2 separate regions of the Homo sapiens genome follow, and region 2 is linked to region 1. Evidence: chromatin contacts called from ENCODE Hi-C or POLR2A ChIA-PET data. All regions are on one chromosome and are shown on one strand. Each heading gives the region's core, a stretch centred on a gene start or an enhancer-like site at or near the end of the contact. The rest is flanking DNA. Distances are from core to core; before and after follow the strand shown.

Region 1 (6,521 bases), core at 2,128-4,627:
CTCTGCTTGCTTATGTGACCCACCCCCAATAAAAATGCTGGTCACCAAGGCTCAGCCGAGTGGCCCTGGGGGGAGTGGAGGGTAATACTTTGCACATGTTGTCATATACTGTTACTGAGAGAATTAACTGCATCCCCAGGTGACTCCACTAGGAAGGAACATTTGGACATGCGTGCCTAGCTTCTCCTAGACTTTGCTCTAAGCACCTTTTCCCTTTGGTGATTTTAATCTGTATCCTTTCACTGTAATAAACTATTAACAGTGAGGATAACAGCTTTTTTTTTTTAAGTTCTGTGAATCCTTTGAGCAAATCATTATGCCAAAAGGTGGTCTTGGGGAATCCCCCAAACAATATGAAAGTATACCAGGCATCTAGTAAGCATCTACAGACAGTCACTGCCAAGTGCTGAGAAACCATTTGAAAGTTTTGAGATACCCAAACAATGCTACTATTTGTATCAATCTCTGATCTCTCTTTCCTTAGTAGGACTGAGGTGAAAAAATGATTAAAAACAAGCTCTTTCTTTCATCACAAACTGAGGCATATCTGGTTTGATGGCAATATTTAAGTAAATTTCCAAGAGATCCCGTTAGCCAGTAGATAATACTAAAATAGAATGTTTAAACAGTAACTGAAACAAATTGACGATAATCAGATAGGAAACAGTAAAATACACAGTGGAGATCTCATAATTGAAGGCATACCTTTATTTCCTTTATACTGGGAAGTGGTGCATTTAGAAATTCCTCCGTTAATCTCTTCCAACTAGCAGCTTTGCTTAGATCAGAATGAATGACAAATTTTTCATAAATTCTAAAATATAAGAAAAGATTATAAAGCTATCTTAAAAAGATCTATAAGAAAATACATATATTTCTGGATGCGTATATATACACACTGACTTACCCTTCGATTGTTTTTTCTATTTTGTGGCTGTTGACATCCAAGAAACGATGAAATCTATTAAAGACAAAATGCAATTCTTATGCCAACTCTGTCACACAGGTAAGTGAACTCATCTCATGGCCCTCCATATCCCCCATATGCTCTGTACTCAGCTACACATTTCCAGAATGGAGTGTACCTTGTCCTCCGTTACCTCCACCATCAGGCAGGCAAATAATCACCGTGTCCGAGACTGTGCAAGCATCCTTTCTCCAGCACACAGGTTCTTCCTGACCCTCCCAACCTTGTCCTCTGGCTCCTCTGTCTTCCCATAAGCCCCTGTACCTAAGTCCAGCTGAACACATTCTACATCAGGTGGTCCCAACCTTTTTATGCCATAGTGAGGCCCGGTGAAGCCTAAGGACCCCTTCTCTGAATAACATTTTTAAAGCCAAAAAATAAATACAAAGGAATCCCATTATACTGAGATACAGTTGTCAAATATTTAAAGAAGTTTAAGATATGGCAAGAAATGTTATTTATGAAAGTATTAAATAACAAGATTTAGCAGTAGGTCCAATTAACTACCATTAAAGTAACAGTAAACAACATTTACAAATATCTACAACTCTGATGTGAAAACAGTATGCGATTTCTACTGGTGATAAAGTCATAGGTAGGCTAATACTGCTATGGTTTGCTGCCTTCATTCATAATAGAAGGAGATGCTACTTTTCAGTTAGAGAAAAGTGAGCTTGCTCAGTGCAAGCTCCGCCTCCTGGGTTCGCGCCATTCTCCTGCCTCAGCCTCCCAAGTAGCTGGGACTACAGGCGCCTGCCACCACGCCCGGCTAATTTTTTGTACTTTTAGTAGAGACCGGGTTTCACCGTGTTAGCCAGGATAGTCTCGATCTCCTGACCTCGTGATCCACCCACCTCGGCCTCCTAAAGTGCTGGGATTACAGGCGTGAGCCACCGCGCCCAGTCCACAATTTTCAAGAATGTAAACATGAACTATTCATTTTTCTGATGGTTTAAAGCATCATAAAATTACAGCACAGCCTATGCAACTAATGTATATGTACATAGCATAGCCTATGCAAAAAATGTTTTCCATTTTTTAGTATCAAAGCGAGCAATCTGTACTTAAATAAAATTACACTACTGAAAAACACATGATTCTAGGCCAGTAAATGGGTGAATGGAACACCACTTTACCTATTATAATTTAGTTCCTGAAATCTGTGAATGAAAATAGTAACCTCCAACGTCTCTCCCAGCTCTAAAATGATGACAATCTGCCTACTGTCATTTAGAAATATTAGTAGAAAAATAACTTGGATTTCAGCATTTAAGTTTCTGTATTGTATAACCTATTTCACACATTGTTTATTTTTATAAGTTACACTTAAGAATTCAGTTTATTACTTCAGAAACTTGGCATGGTTTAAAAGAATCTGAAAGCCCCGTATTCCTATTATAAGCCAACTAGACACTTTATGGCTATGATCATTAAGGTAACTAAGATTACGGATTTTGAAAAACTGTTCATTATTCAAGAAGATTTTTACTGAAATTAAACAGGTAGAATATTAACATTAACATTTTTTTAGTAATAATTTCATTATGGGTAATGACTCTAAAAGTATTAATTTACATCTCCCATAAAGAAAAATAGGAGATCTCACTTTACGTAAATATCTAAATTCTGTAAGTCTTTAAAAATTAGTTACAAGAGAAACTGCATTAGAAATTGTATTAGGTGACTCAGCGTGCTACGTGCCAGGAGCTGTGCAGAGATGCAGCATTCTAGCTGGAGTGGAAGTGGAGGAGACAGTAATGACAGGTTAAATCAGTGTCATGACACGCGTTTTGGAAAAAGGAGAGCAGGGTGAGAGATCTTACACTGGGCTGACCAGGGAGCAGGAGTCAGTGAGAATACAATCTCTTTAATTTAAAAAAAAAAAAAATTATAAACATGGAGTTGCTACGTTGCCCAAGCTGGCCTGGAGTCCCGCCTGGGCCTCCCAGAGCGCTGGGGTTGCAGGCGCGCGCGCCGGCCGGCAAGAAACCCAGTTCACGCTTTCCCCGTGACGATCAGGACGCGTCCCGGGTAACACGCCCTGTGGTGCGCAGGGCACCGCGCCGAGAGCGCTGGCCGGCGGGGAGCAGGCGGTGGCAGGGCCTGCGAAGGCTCCCTGAGGCCGCGCCCGCCTCCGCCCCATGCCCTGCCCCAGCGCGCCCCGACCCCGGGCTGTGCGGGACCCACGCGCGGGCTCCGGGCTGTGGCCGGGAACCCGCCCGCGCGCCGTGCCCCACACCTGAAGTTGGACCAGGCGAAGTTTAGGGCGAGCTGGAAGTTGGGGTCTGCCTCGTCCTGGAGGCCGGCGACACCCCGGACGAGCTCCCGCACGTCGCGCTCCTGCTGCGCGTCCAACCGACTCCACGGTGGCCCGTGCCGCGCCATGTTCCGCGCTCCTGCAGCGCGCGTCTAACGAATTGGTGCCTGTCGCGCGAGAGCTCGGGCTCCTGCCGCAGTCGCCTCCGGAGCTGGCGGCATTCTCGCGAGAGTTCGCGCTCCCGCGCCGGGCGACTTCCAAGCCGACCGCTATTCTCGCGACAGTTCGAGCTCCGGCTGTGGAGGGTACTGCCTGGCGCTGTCCCGTGGTGGGGACTGGAGTGCGCATTTTCTGGTTGCCCGACGGTACGTTTTCTACTGTACTCAGAGTTAGCTGGTGTCATCGTGAATCAGATACATAAGGGTCTCTGGCCGGCCTCGGTGACAGTCAGTGATTTTGAGAGCAGCCCGTTAGGTGCCCGGTCAGCAAATGCATTGGGACCCGCCTTTCCAGGAACCCTGAACTGCTTACCTGCTGAACCCTCCCGGCCCTGCAGCTTCTCCCTCCAGTGATGGTCTCTGCGGATTTCCGTGCCCCATCCACACAACACAGTCACGCTACACACATCCATGCTACACAACCAGCATCAGCGAAGCAGCTGTCCCGACCCGCTAGTAGTGCCTGCTGGCCCTTGCCTCGCCTGTTCCTCAGGGGCGGCTTGGGGGACTTCATGACCCCACCTGGCCAGAGGTGCTGAGGGGGGGAACTTCATAAATGTCACCTGGCCAGAGGTGGTGGGGGAGATTTCATAACCCCACCTAGCCAGAGGTGCTGGGGGGACTTCATAACCACACCTAGCCAGAGGTGCCGGGAGGACTTCATAACCACACCTGGACAGAGGTGCTGGGGGGACATCATAACCTCACCTGCTCAGAGGTGCTAGGGGGTATCATAATCCCACCTGGCCAGAGGTGCTGTGGGGCCATCATAACCCAACCTGGCCAGAGGTGCTGGGGGGACATCTTAACCTCACCTGGCCAGAGGTGCTAGGGGGATATCATAATCCCACCTGGCCAGAGATTCTGGGGGGACATCATAACCCCAGCTGGCCGGAGGTGCCGGGGGGCGGGGGGAACTTCATAACCCCACCTGGCCAGAGGTGCTGGGGGGACATCATAACCTCACCTGGCCAGAGGTGCTAGGGGGTATCATAATCCCACCTGGCCAGAGATGCTGGGGGGCCATCATAACCCCACCTGGCCAGAGGTGCTGTGGGGCCATCATAACCCCACCTGGCCGGAGGTGCTGGGGGGCGGGGGGAACTTCGTAACCCCACCTGGCCAGAGGTGCTGGGGGTGACTTCATAAATGTCACCTGGCCAGAGGTGCTGGGGGGGATTTCATAACCCCACCTGACCAGGGGTGCTGGGGGGACATCATAACCTCACCTGGCCAGAGGTGCTGGGGGGTATCATAATCTGACCTGGCCAGAGATGCTGGGGGGACATCATAACCCCACCTGGCCAGAGGTGTTGTGGGGCCATCATAACCCCAGCTGGCCGGAGGTGCTGGGGGGCGGGGGGAACTTCTTAACCCCACCTGGCCAGAGGTGCTGGGGGTGACTTCATAAATGTCACCTGGCCAGAGGTGCTGGGGGGGATTTCATAACCCCACCTGGCCAGAGGTGCTGGGGGGACATCATAACCTCACCTGGCCAGAGGTGCTGGGGGGTATCATAATCCCACCTGGCCAGAGATGCTGGGGGGACATCATAACCCCACTTGGCCAGAGGTGCTGTGGGGCCATCATAACCCCAGCTGGCCGGAGGTGCTGGGGAGCGGGGGGAACTTCATAACCCCACCCGGCCAGAGGTGCTGGGGGTGACTTCATAAATGTCACCTGGCCAGAGGTGCTGGGGGGATTTCATAACCCAACCTGGCCAGAGGTGCTGGGGGGACATCTTAACCTCACCTGGCCAGAGGTGCTAGGGGGATATCATAATCCCACCTGGCCAGAGATGCTGGGGGGACATCATAACCCCACCTGGCCGGAGGTGCTGGGGGGCGGGGGGAACTTCATAACCCCACCTGGCCAGAGGTGCTGGTGGTGACTTCATAAATGTCACCTGGCCAGAGGTGCTGGGGGGGATTTCATAACCACAGCTGGCCATAGGTGCTGGGGGAGATTTCATAACCCCACCTGGCCAGAGGTGCTGGGGGGACTTCATAACCACACCTGGCCAGAGGTGCCAGGAGGACTTCATAACCACACCTGGCCAGAGGTGCTGGGGGGACATCATAACCTCACCTGGCCAGAGGTGCTGTGGGGGGGTATTATAACCCCACCTGGCCAGAGGTGCTGGGGGGTATCATAATCCTACCTCGACAGAGGTGCTGTGGGGCCATCATAACCCCAGCTGGCAGGAGGTCCTGGTGGGCCATCATAACCCCACCTGGCCAGAGGTGCTGGGCGGCGGGGGGAACTTCTTAACCCCACCTGGCCAGAGGTGCTGGGGGTGACTTCAAAATGTCACCTGGCGAGAGGTGCTGGGGGGGATTTCATAACCCCACCTGGCCAGAGGTGCCGGGGGGACTTCATAACCCCACCTGGCCAGAGGTGCCGGGAGGACTTCATAACCACACCTGGCCAGAGGTGCCGGGGGGGCATCATAACCACACCTGGCCAGAGGTGCCGGTGGGACTTCATAACCCCACCTGGCCAGAGGTGCCGGGGGGACTTCATAACCACACCTGGCCAGAGGTACCGGGGGGACATCATAACCACACCTGGCCAGAGGTGCCGGGGGGACATCATAACCTCACCTGGCCAGAGGTGCTGGGGGTGGGTATTATATCCCCACCTGGCCAGAGGTGCTGGGGGGGACGTCATAACCACACTTGGCCAGAGGTGCCGGTGGGACTTCATAACCCCACCTGGCCAGAGGTGCTGGGGGACATCATAACCCCACCTGGCCAGAGGTGCCAGGGGGGACATCATAACCCCACCTGGCCAGAGGTGCTGGGGGACATCATAATCCCACCTGGCCAGAGGTGCTCTGGGGCCATCATAACCCCACTTGGCCGGAGGTGCTGGGGGGCGGGGGGAACTTCATAACCCCACCTGGCCAGAGGTGCTGGGGGTGACTTCATAACTGTCACCTGGCCAGAGGTGCTGGGGGGGATTTCATAACCCCACCTGGCCAGAGGTGCTGCGGGGGACTTCATAACCACACCTGGCCAGAGGTGCCGGGAGGACTTCATAACCCCACCTGGCCAGAGGTGCTGGGGGACATCATAAC
Region 2 (6,521 bases), core at 1,670-4,169, 2.3 Mb after region 1:
ACATCTGTTATAGAAACATAAACAAGAAAAACAGAATTCGGAAGTCTAAATAAAGTTATTATGGGAAGAGTCTGGCGAATGAGAAGCAAAACTTTCCGGTAGACAAAAGTAGACCAGAAAAATTCAGTCATAAACAATGGGAAACTAGTAACACCACATTCCAACACAAAAGGAGAATGCAGCAGCAGACAAGACAGACCACCAGTGATGAGAAATACAAATTCAGAAAGAAATGAGCACATCTTAAATAAAAATAAGAATACTAAAAAATACTGAAGAAATATGCAAGGTAACTTTGGAAATAAAGGCTAATTTTATTATAAGGTGACCAAAGAAGAAGCAGTATGACTAAAATTTCTACTGAGGACAGACTCTAGAAAATTAAAAAACAAAGAAAATGAATAAAATAAACATAACTAAAGAAATGCATATCAAAGCATAATAACGAAAAAGATTAATAGCTAACTACATAAACATAAAACCTTTCATTTGGCAAAAAAATCCTATAAGCAAGGTTAAAAGACAAATGACAAACTGGGAAAAAATATTTGCGAATTTACCAGCGTTAAAGGACTAATCTCCTTAACATATAAAGTTTCTAAAAGTGAAGAAAACGACCAGCTGAGCAGCAAAATGAGCAAAAGACTATATAAAACTATAAACAGCTCTACAAGAAAAAATGTCCATTATCATTCATAATTGAGGTAAGCTCAAAAATTGTAACTATAGTAAAATACCATTTCTCAATTGGCAAATAAGTAAACATCCACATTTAACAACACATTCTGTTTGGAAAGTTTTAAGAAAAGAGATACTGTTGTAAACTGCTGGTGGGAATGCAAAATGTTATTTTTCTGTGAAGGAGGATTTGGCAGTATCTAGCAAAATTACACATGCATCTACCATTTGATGCAACAATCCCACTTCTAACAATTTATCTTAATGATACTTTACATATGTACGGAATAATGCATGAACATTAAGAGGATTCACTGTGACATTAGTACTAACAGCAAAAGGTTAAAAATAACCTCGATGCCCATAAATATTGATAAGCTATGCTGCATCCACACAAAGGAGCAGTATTCAGTCATACAAAACAAAATGGAAAACACCTCTGCAATAATGTGGGATGATTCTCAGGATACACTAGGAAGATTATTTTCCTAGTTCTGTCCTCTGATAAGGCCTACAAGCAGTAACGTTCAAAAGCAAAGGCCATACTTTGCATCTAAAATCTGACTTCTAAATGCCATTCTCCAACAATTTATTGGAAAAATAACTTATTCCAGGCCTGAGAATGAATGTTCGAGATTAGTTAGAAATCTCAAAATCTAATAGGGTCATTTTAAAAGCACACGATAGCTAAGCAATTTGAATATCATTTAGAGTAATGACTGTGAAACGTATTAAATACAAAAACATTCATTAGTTCGTAATATTCAAAAAGGCAGCAAAAACCAACCAAAAAACAAAATTAAATTGTCACTATTAAAATTATTACATTAACTCCTTACTCTAAAAACCTTAAATCTATTTTATCATGCCTTTTCTGTAGAACTGTTTTTCAAGGTAATCAAATGGCACCCAATGATGAGAAAAAAGAATGCCAGGTATATATGTAGGACAAGCAGATGGAAATTTTTTTTCCCCAAACAGCCATTTTGCAATCCCCAATGAGATAACAGATTAAGGTAATGATACTGATAAATACGAAAATCAGGTGAAGGGCAGGTAGCAGGTTCTGGAAAGATGATGATGGCAACGACATAGTTATTATTATTATTATTTTTTGTTTTATTCCCTCCCAACCTCCCCTACAAAAACAGCAAACTGAATGAGAAAACCAAAGACCCAGAGACATTATCTACAACAAAACCATGAACCATTGCATATAATTGGACAGAAACAAAGCTCTGACAACTACAAGACTGGTTAGTAAGGAAGCAGATGCAAGGTAACTGACTGGGTTTCTGACAGCCCTGAGAACACTGCCAACCCACTGGAAAGCACAGGCCAATCTGAAAACAGGGCTTAAAGTTTTAAAAAGTTCTACAGGATCTAATTTGCAGATGATTACAAAGGGATCATGATGTAGTAAGCTCTGGGCCCTTAAAACACCCGAATACCAAACCCCCACCAGAAACAAACCTTGTACCGAGGAAAAACTTCTGGGAATAACTTCCGAATGGACCAGGTCAGTAATAAAAACCAAAAAAAAGTTCAAATATATGTGTGGGATAGAGGAGTAAAGAAGGCAGTTTCAGAAAGCACAAGGGCATATTTTTGACCATTTTACAAAAACACAGACTTCTCCTCGTCCCTAAAAAGCGAAAAAAGTTATCCTGGCCCATCTCTCCCTCGTCCAAGTATGAGAAACTCATTTCACTCACACACACACACACACACACACAAATAAATAAATAACAGAACAGAGTGAAACAGTGTAATTATTAGAGAAAAAGTATGTGCATATACATGAGAATGGTGTCCCTACAGAAAATCAAAGTACATGAAACAATATGCAAATAAAACATGAAAACTGTAAACAAATTTCAAACTGAGCTAAAAAGAATTTAAAAAATAACAAATCATTAGAAATGGGAAATTTCTGAATGAGGGTAACTGAAAAAAAGGAAGACATGACACAACTAAGGAGTAATTAGAAATGCAAGGAAAAAAATCCCATCAAATACAAAGAAACTAAAACTAAACTAGAAGAAACATAAAGGTGAATAAAACAGAACAATAATACCAGAACCTGAAGGCAGAAGAAAAATCTTAAAATCAAAAAGAAACAAACCCATGCTTGAGACTCTCCTTGCTGGTCCAGAGCCACAGTGCTGCTGTGTACTGGCAGGAGGAATTCTGCTATAATTGGTCCTGGCAGTGTTCACCTTTCCTGCAAGTGTTCCACAGCCCAGGGACACAATGTGGTCAGGAGCACTGCCAGGAACACCAGCAAGGGGGAGCCTGCCACAACAGGCACAAGGCTCAGGAAGCACTCTCCAGCCCACGAAAATCTAGTGGGGGTCCTCTTCCCTCACCCAAACACACTCTGCGCAGCTCAGCCTGGAGAAGGCCCCTCAAGCAGCACTACTAGGAACCAGTGCGAGCCCCAGTGGACTGAGATAAAAGCAACAAACCAAAACAGCACCATAAAGCCTCTGAAAAATGGTCACTGGAACCACAGCTCACAAATATATGCTAGTACCTACATGCTATACCTTAACAGGTTACTACTGAAGTTAAAATTTTTAAAAAGTACAGAGTCTCCTGATATAATAACTAAAATGTCCGAGACACAATCCAAAAATTATCTGTCATACCAAGAACCAGGAAAATTACATGAAGGAAAGAAAACGCCAACACTGGGATGAGTAAGATGCTGAAATTATCTGGCAAGGATCTTAATGCTGCCATCAGAGAAATGATTTGACAAGCAATTACAAGTTCTACTGTTTCAAAAACGAAACAATAGAAAATCTCAGCAAGGAAACAAGATACAAGGAAAAAAAAGCAAATGGAAATTATAGACCTAAAAAATACAATAGGAGAAAAATAATCATTAGATGGGCTCAACAGTAGAGTGAAGATGACAAAGGAGAGAAATCTGAACAAAAGAGAGAAAATAGACTGAAAAATGAACCATGCCTCAGGTCCATGTGGAACAGTAACAAATGACTCAACATTTGTATCATTAGAGGCCTAGAATGGAGAAAAGAGTGACGCTGAAAGAACACCTGAAGAAATAATGGTTGAAAATTTTCCATGTTTGGCAAAAGACACAAACTTACAGCTTCAAGAAGCTGAGCGAACCCCAAATAGCACAAATAAAACTATTCTTTGGGAATAAAGGGAAAATAAAGTCATCTTCAGAAAGAGAAAAACAAAAAGAATTTCTCACTAGCAGAACTGCCTTTGAAGACTGGCTAATGGAAGTAATAAAAGATGGAATCTTGGAAAAAATAATGGAAATAGCAGAAACATGGGTACATACAACAGAGCATCACTCCCTTGATAAGTTCTATAAGTCATATTGGATAACTGATACAAAAACTGTAATAGCATTAATCCTCAAAACAATACTATTTAAAAGTGGGGAAAGAGACCCAACTGAAATTAAGGTTTCCATATCTCATTCCATGTAATGGTATTGATGGCAGTGAATGGTGGTAAGTCACATTATCTATAATGTGATACCCACAATGACCGTGAAAACAACTATAAAAAACACATAGAAGGCCAGGCATGGTGGCTCATGCCTGTAATTCCAGCACTTTGGGAGGCTGAGGTGGACAGATCACAAGGTCAAGAGTTCGAGACCAGCCTGGCCAATATGGTGAAACCTCATCTCTAATAAAAATACAAAAATTAGCCAGGTGTGGTGGCATGTGCCTGTAGTCCCAGCTACCCAGGAGGCTGAGGCGGGAGGATTGCTTGAACCTGGGAAGCCGATGTTGCAGTGAGCTGAGATTGTGCCACTGCACTCCAGCCTGGGCAACAGAGCGAGACTGTGTCTCGAAACAAAAACAAACAAACAAACAAAACAAAACCCAAACACTAAATAAATCAAGGGTCTTAAAAATCTTAAAAAATGTTCAAGTAATCATGGAAGGCAATAAATAAATAACCATAAACAGAAGACAGAAACAGAAAACAAATAATAAAATGGCAGACCTCTCCCTAACATATCAATAATTACCTTAAATATAAATGGTCTAAATAAAAAAATTAAAAGGCAGAGACTAACAGTTTTTATTAAAATGACAACTATATGCTGTTTACAAGAGATTCGTTTCAAATTCAGCAACACAGGATGAAAGTAAAATGATAGTAAAAGACAGATCATGCAAACATTAATTTAAAAAAAAACAAATGGTTACACTCATATCAGATTCAGAGCAAAGAAAATCGCAAAACAGAAAAAACTTATATAATGATAAAGGACCAATCACCAAGACATAGTAATTCTAAATGGGTATGAACCAAATGATAGAGCCTCAAAATAAATGAAACAAAACCTGATAAACAGATAAATCTCAGAAGCAGACCTATATAAATATTCTCAAGTGATTTTTAACGTATGTGAAAAAAACAATTCAATGAAGGAAGAACATACCTAGAAAATACATAAGGAACCCTTAAAACTCAACAGTAAAAAACCAAATGGACTCTTGGTTTTTAATCCCAGAGAAATACAAACTTTTTGTTTACAAGTAACATCACAGTTAATGGTAAATATTATAGTCTCTCTCAATAAAATGAGGAATAAAGTAAGAATACCTTCTACCAAAGGTTCTAGCCAGTGCAATAGAGGAACAGTAATAAATAACATAAACATTGGAAAGAAAGAAACCTGTCTTGATTTGTAGATGACATAGCTGTTTACTAGAAAACCCTATGAAATCTACTAAATAACTACTAGAATAAGTCAATTTAGAAAGGTTATAGGATATAAGATCAATATATAAAAATCGATTTTATTTCAAGATAGTAATAAACAAGTGAAAAGCAGTATTTAAAAAATACCACTAATAGCATTAGAAACATATTTTAAGTTTATTCCTAACCAAAGAGTACATGATTTCAACATTAAAAACTATAAAACAGTGCTGAGATAAACTAACAAACATCTAAATAAATGGAGAGACGTACGGTGTTCAAGGATTGGAAGAATATATTGTTAAAATGTGAATTCTCTCCAAATTGACCTGCCCCAGTCAAGGCAACCCAAATCAAAATCTCTGCAGGCTTTGCCCTTTTGTTTGTAAAAATTAACTGATTCTAATATTTATATGCAAATAAAAGTCAAAGCAACCTAATGAAAAAGTTGTGGGACTCACAGCATCTGATTTGAAGCTGCAGTAACCATAACAGTGTCATTTTGGCAAAAGGACAAAACAAATTAATAGAACAGAATGGAGAATCCAGAAACACGGCTCACACACAGATTGATTTTCAACAAAGGTGCAAAGGCAATTCAATGGGGAAAGAAAAGTCTCTTTAACAAATGGTACTGGAACAAATAAATAAAACTATTTAGAAAATGAATGACATCCACTGTCTAACAGCATCACAAAATTTTATTGGTGGTGGATCACAGATTTACACATAAAAGTTAAACCTATATTACACAATTAGAAGAAAACATAAGATATTTGTGGCTTTGGGCTAGGCAAAGATATAAAAGGACATAAAAAACCATAAAAGAAAAAATAAATTAGACCTCAAAAAATGAATAATTTCTGCTCACCAGAAGACACTTAAGAAAATGAAAACTTGGAGAAAATAATCATAAACTACTTATCAGAAATGGGCCTTTTATATAGAATATACAGTATTCCCCACTTACCCATGGGGAATACGTTCCAAGACCTCCAGTGATGTCTGAAATTGCAAATAGTACTGAACCCTGTATATACTATGCATGATTTATTTTTCCTTCTTCACAATTTCATAGATACAATACTCATTTTTACCATAGATTTTAGCAACCTCAACATATGATTTTTAAATTC

The links. A loop is a pair of places that touch in the nucleus more often than their neighbours do. ChIA-PET counts read pairs that join two places held with the same protein, here RNA polymerase II (POLR2A). Pooled maps may share reads with other maps.
Region 2: a map with no recorded cell type shows a loop between it and region 1 (6-fold over the local background). The contact joins the enhancer-like site here to the promoter of TUBGCP5 in region 1. A Hi-C loop is called at or near these places in 1 of 37 single-sample maps with no recorded cell type and 2 of 50 pooled maps. POLR2A ChIA-PET finds 5 or more read pairs at or near these places in 1 of 52 experiments (Panc1).

What each region holds. Positions count from the first base shown.
Region 1 is chr15:23,036,192-23,042,712 of GRCh38, forward strand. TUBGCP5 (tubulin gamma complex component 5) reads right to left here and starts at 3,378. Exons shown (of 23, transcript NM_052903.6): 1 at 3,207-3,378; 2 at 908-961; 3 at 706-814. The coding sequence starts at 3,352.
Region 2 is chr15:25,343,177-25,349,697 of GRCh38, forward strand. All of the region lies in intron 11 of UBE3A (ubiquitin protein ligase E3A), which reads right to left. All of the region lies in intron 146 of SNHG14 (small nucleolar RNA host gene 14), which reads left to right. Among named protein-coding and RNA genes, the nearest start is that of SNORD109B, 68 kb to the left of the region's middle. Within about 2 kb of position 2,920, at least 5 of the 41 ENCODE cell types and tissues checked have a DNase peak (open chromatin) inside an H3K27ac peak, as active enhancers do.